Regions from separate parts of the Homo sapiens genome. Here region 2 is linked to region 1. The links are chromatin loops, found by intact Hi-C in ENCODE. Cell type or tissue: tibial artery. All regions are shown on one strand. Each heading gives the region's core, and the rest is flanking DNA. Links, peaks and the distances in the headings are about the cores only. Region 1 overlaps LINC01619 (long intergenic non-protein coding RNA 1619). Region 2 has its middle 20 kb from the start of LINC02404.

The links. Peaks named below come from ENCODE experiments on the same cell type or tissue, not always from the same donor. Only the 100,000 strongest peaks of a DNase experiment are listed, where the experiment ranks them.
Region 2: it touches region 1 in a loop (2.4-fold over the local background); 3 of 110 quality-filtered maps call a loop at or near these places.

What each region holds. Positions count from the first base shown.
Region 1 is chr12:91,983,561-91,986,484 of GRCh38, forward strand. It overlaps LINC01619 (long intergenic non-protein coding RNA 1619), which reads right to left. Exons shown (of 5, transcript NR_132341.1): 5 at 1,416-2,924. Among named protein-coding and RNA genes, the nearest start is that of LINC02404, 110 kb to the left of the region's middle. In tibial artery, for the core only: no CTCF peak of the experiment used is centred there; no DNase peak of the experiment used is centred there; H3K27ac peaks cover 2,121 bases.
Region 2 is chr12:91,853,696-91,856,619 of GRCh38, forward strand. No RefSeq gene overlaps it. Among named protein-coding and RNA genes, the nearest start is that of LINC02404, 20 kb to the right of the region's middle. In tibial artery, for the core only: no CTCF peak of the experiment used is centred there; no DNase peak of the experiment used is centred there; H3K27ac peaks cover 1,874 bases.

The DNA of each region.
Region 1 (2,924 bases), core at 303-2,802:
GCCATTATTATATCACGGAAGGGGGAACCCTGATATCAGCACACATGTTACACATTTGCAGGGATTAGTTGTCATCTTCAGCACGTTACTCAAGCAAGGAATTTGATAATAAATTATAATAATGTATTTCTAACGCATCTTTGTATTCCCAGCACCTAGCATAGCATCAGACAAATTCTAAGTATTCCACAAAAAATAATAATGACAAAAGAAATGGGAGTAGAAAAATTACTGTACTAGAAACCAGGGAATCAGCTGTAGCACAATTCACACAGGACAAATCCCCTGTGCAACTTTGGACGGAAGTGATTTTGCCTCCCCAGGATTTCAAGAGACAGAGTTAAACTGGGCATTCTCTAAATCCTTTCTTTTCTTTTTAACTTTCAAAATATTAAGGCTGTAAGAACCCTAGAAATTATGTAGATCCAACCAGTCATTAGCTACATGGGGAGACTGAGACTAGGAAAGCTAATCACCTGGCTTGAAAGCACAGGTGGTTCATGTCAGAGATTAGAACTCAGAGCTCATGACCCCCAGCCCAGTACCCCATGCACTACTCTAACACATTGTTATTCAGAGCGTATTCCATGAGCCAGTAGCATCTGCATCCCTTGGGAGCTTCATAGAAATGCAGAATCTCTCAGCCTATCCCAGGCCTACTGAATCAGAATCTGGATTTTTTTTTTACAAGGCTCTCAGGTAATTAATATGTGTATTAAAGTTGGAGAATCTCTACGTTTCCCGGTAAATGCTTAAGGGCTGAAAAACTAAAATAATGTATTTCGTTAAGGGAATATTCCGTTGCATATCTTAATACCAAAACCTTTTTTTCTATGCCCCTCTCACTAATTCATTTAACAAATATCCCCTGAGTGCTTACTGTATATGAGGTGTTGCACAAACCTAAAGGGAAGGCTCTTGCCCTCCTGGGGCTCACGTGTCACAGGGGAGTCAAAGCTCCTTCCTCTTTTCCTGCATCCTCCTTTCTCCCTCTATGCCCTCCTTTTGCCCTTTACCTTCCCAACCTCCTCTCACTTCCCGTTGTAATAATTCCTGACTAGGATCTATCTCATTTCTGAAGTCGTTGGTTTAAGAGCAAAGCATTTTATTCATTTGAAATTCCAGTTTCAGAATAGTGATTTAAAATGTTGGAAAAATTTGACTTGGCTGACTTCCAAGCAGCTTACATTATAACATCAGCATGACCCTAAAACCATGTATAAAGAAGACTAAAGCACTCAGAACACTTTGGGGGGAATACTCTATGAATACACTACAGGTTAGTCATACACTTTAGTTTTAATTTTTTTCTAATGCAGTCTTTTCTCTGGGAAGATATAAGTTTGGAAAGCTGAGATACGGGAACAAAACGACGAAGAGATTTTTTTTTTCCTGAAATATTTAGCTGGCACATCTGCATGTATAATAAAACATTTATTTTCTCATTGAGAAGGAAAGGAAAAATGTTAAATATCAACAGATTATTTTCATTCAAGAACCTTGTATGAAACACAGACAAACAGAAATCTAGTAAGTTAACTTTTTTTTTAATTAAAATAATGCCAGATACAAAGTTAACTATTTTCTGATGAGTAACGCAGGATGGAGTCTTTGCAATAAACAGCTGGACCACAAGTCGTGGTGACGTGATGCTGCTCAATTTCACTGAGGCTTACACGCCTGGCATTTTAACTTCCACTGTTTGAAAGTATTACACCTTTCTTTTTTCGCACTCCCTCACAGTTCTAAAAAGCTCTGAACTCATTTCGTTCTTCTTTTCTTCCCTTGTCTTTTCTCTCTTCAAAGATATTTCATGATGATTCTGCTTTTCAGAACTTTAGCTGAGAGTAATGAAATATCAATCTTTTGCACAATGGCAACTACATCCCTTTTCTGCTCTCTTGGGATAGTCAGAATAGCAACTGCCCAGCGTGAACAATAGGACTTCTTCTCAGTTCTGAGAGATTGGCTGTTGCTGAACAGCAGTGCATAGAAATAATCCTTGGCAATCCCATGGGTGACATTTCTCTTTCCTTATCACCCATGCTGCACACAGCCGGAACTTGATAAGACACCCAGAAAGAAGATAATGGCTGCTATCAAGCTGTCTAGGTAGAAATAATAATAATAATCTGTTTATGGAAGAGCAGCTGTCCTATTGTTTTGCATTTCATGAAATCTCAGAGTCAGAACCCTCTCTTCCATGCCAGCCCCATCCCCATTCCTCATGCCAATCCAATCACTTTGGGGTTTTAATGATGGGCATTTTATTCCCTGATCTTTTGATACAATAGACAAGGATGCATGTAAATCTCCCATAATCATATCCAGTCACAGGATGTGCTTAAAAGACTAGAGAAGAGGCATTGTATTGGAAGATTTGAAAGCTGGGAGGACGTTGTAATGAATATAGGCAAGCCCGGTATTCCTTTTTAAAATATGCACAAAACCCAGAATTACTGCAAATGAATAGTTCAGTTATCATTCCAGTCTGAAAGCTTAACCCCCCAAGGATTAAGGTAGGTAGGTCTCAATTTCTTAAAGTGGAGCCCCAAAGAATTGTGATACTACCAACAAGGCAGGTCACAGCTATGTTCACTGCTTTTTTTTGTGCACTGAACAGAATAGCCAAAGGCTTAGGAGCAGCCTGGCAGTAATGTCATTGTTCTCGTTTCTTTTGAGCCAGATTGCTCTCCTGGCTAGGGAAATATGCGGTCACTTTATTTACCAGTGTTCAGATCAAGCATTCCTTTCATCACTGTCACCTTCACAGAGGGCAGTCTGTGGATGTTACTTTCCTGTCTTTATCTGTCCACCTATCTCTGGAGAAAAAAATTAAGCAGCCATGCCCTTCAGGGTGAATCAAACAATTGAAAAGAAGAAAATATGTCAGTTTCTTTTTGCCTCCATCCAATACTTAACCA
Region 2 (2,924 bases), core at 202-2,701, 130 kb before region 1:
GCAAAGTAAATCATTTTTCACCCACCACTTACCACCCACCACTTACCCTTGGTTCCACAAGCAGAAGGGGTGTACCATGGAATGAATGCTTGTGTTTCCTCCAAATTTATATGCTGAAGTTCTAATGTGATAGCACTGGGAAGTGGGACCTTTTAGAAGTAAATTGTTTGTGAGGGTGGAACCCCTTTGATGAGATTAGTGTCCACATAACAAGGGAAAGAGAGCTACTCCCTCTCTGCTCTCTGCCACGTGGTCATTATCATCTACAAACCAGAAAGGGGACCCACACCAGACGCTGGATCTGCAGGCAGCTTCATCTCGGACTTCCCAGACTCCATAACTGTGAGAAATAAATAAATGTTGCTTAAGCCACTTATGGTGTATCTATAGGTGACATGCCTATGTGTGTGATAAAGGTTTTATAGCATCCCCAGACCAGACTAAGATGATGTACTTTAAAATGCAATATTCAAAGTGATAAAAATATACAGAAGAATTGGGTTAGTGATAAAGCTGTCTAGTCGTTTACATTGCAGCACTTCTGGAAGAGCAAAGGAAAATTGCTTGCTATTTTCTCATAAGTTAGCTAAGAAATAAATATAAACTATTTTATTTTATCCAATTTACAATTAATATTAACAGTAAAAATAATAACACAAAATAAAACAAAATTCCACATAGTAAACTTTGTTGTTGACTAAAAATGGAGAGAAGCAAAACTTTTTAATAAAATATCTATCTGCAATATTAGATTTAGAATAGATATAATGTCATACAACAAAATTTCCAATTGCAGATGCTATAAATTTATTAATATAAATTTTAAAACTTGATTAGCAGTACATCACTTTCACTGAAAATTTTACATGGAAAATGATTCTGATGAGAATAATTTCAGCAAAATAAAAATAAACATTTAAAAAATTGGGTATGATTTAAGTATGCTAGATAGAAAGTTGGTAAAGGAATTAAACTGGCTTAATAAGAAAAAAAACTTCCCAGAACAAATTTCTTTTTTCCACGTACATTTTTCTCCATGTGCTCTGGAGACATTTCTGAATTTGTGTATGCTGACACATAATGAGCCCCTTTGTGTCTATTTCTGAGTAAGCTTTATTTAGTTGCCCTTCTGATAAACAGTGTAAGTTCAAAAGAATAAGCAGTCCATATTCCCCGGGCTTGGCATGAGGAGGCAGCAGATGATCTAATAGATTTCATTGCTTCTAATTTTTGTGACTAATATAGAGGTTCTGTTTTGAAAGCACCCAGATCTGGCTTCATTCTGGTTTAGATATTTGGAACAAAATGTACTCTTTCCCAAGAGTCACTTTCTCAGAACTATCCTAAGCATAATTTTTAAAGACATAAGTACATCAGGAATAGTTCAGAATGACCATGAAGCTTGCCAAAGACCTGAAGAAAATTGAAGTGGCTTAATTAAATTCAGACAGTGGGGCTAAGAGAAGTTCTTAAATAGTAAGATGAGGGATTCTTTCTATTCCCTGTCCTAAGATTTCCCTATGGAGGGACCACCTCTAGAGAAAGACTCAGGTCTCTTGCCCGTTCTCCTCCCTCAATCCTCTATAAAAGATTGGTAATTTGAAAGAAGGAACTGCTAATACTCTTAATTCTCTTCTCAGCCCCCTGTAACTCTATTTGGGAGCCAGTCTGCCTTCAAGGAAGATGCTATTGCTGCTTCCTATTGCTATAAAATGGACAGGGGTACACTCCCCTCCCCTGCCACTTTTTTCTATTTCAGAAACTCTATGATTTTTTTCTGCCTCTGCCTCGTGAACAGATGGATAAATCTGTTTCATCTCAGGGGGTATAGAACCATTAAGCCCATGTTTCTACATGCACAAGTCATGTTCCCAAACAGACAAAGGTCATATTTTGATGGTCATCCCGACTCCTACTTCTCAATGGTTCCAAACTGAGGCAGGGAGAAGTGGGAGATCAATTATTTACTGCTTACGTTCCAATATAAACCCCAATTTGCCTTCTTCTCCCTTTTCAGCTATTTCCTGTCATGGAAAATGAAGCCTGTGGCGTTTTGTTTATAGTTAGTGTGTGTGTGTGTGTTTGTGTCGTGTTTGTTTGTTTTTCTCCTTATTTTTAGGCAAAGGAAATAAAAGTAAGAATTTGGGATGCAGATAGCATTTTGGAGATCTTGTAGAATTTAAAAGCCATAAGGCTTATTTACATTTAGAAGACATACAATTCTAAGGAAAAAAAAAGAGAGATCCAAACAATGAAAAGAAGCTGAGGGAGGTAGGGCAGAGGGACATGTTTATCAGGAACAGGATCATTTTGTGTAGAAAGGACATTTGAAACAAATATGACGTGTTTTAACATGTAATCTGGGGGTGATGTAAAATATGCAACACTCTCGAATAAATTTCCTCTTGAAGTCTCAGAGTATACTCATTTTTTATGAAATTGATCTTAGATTTGGAAAATTGGTTCTGAATCTCATGAAACTCACCTTTTAAATAAAATTGGCATTGTCAGTAATATTATTACTTTGCAAACAGATTGGTAGTTTTTTTCTGTATTCCCAAATCCTATTGTATTTATTCAATAATGCAATGGAAAATACTCTATAAGAAAAGTATATGTACCTTTCTATTTATGCTCGTATTTACCATTAACATCAATAAGCACCAAAAACTGTTACTGCAATTAAATGTAGAAAAGAATTTTAAAAAACTTGACAAAAAACTCTCTGAAATATGAAAATGAAGAGTCCTTTTCTGGCTACACTGAATGGCCTCTGAGGAGGTTATAATGTCGGTGAAGTTTGTCTTTCAGGGTTCTCTTTCTGTGATTTCTCCTCCTTAGGCATTTTCTAATCTCCTGCTGCCCTTTTAGGCTTTGAACTTGGCCTATTTTGACTGAGGCAAGAGGAAGATAGCATCCCTACC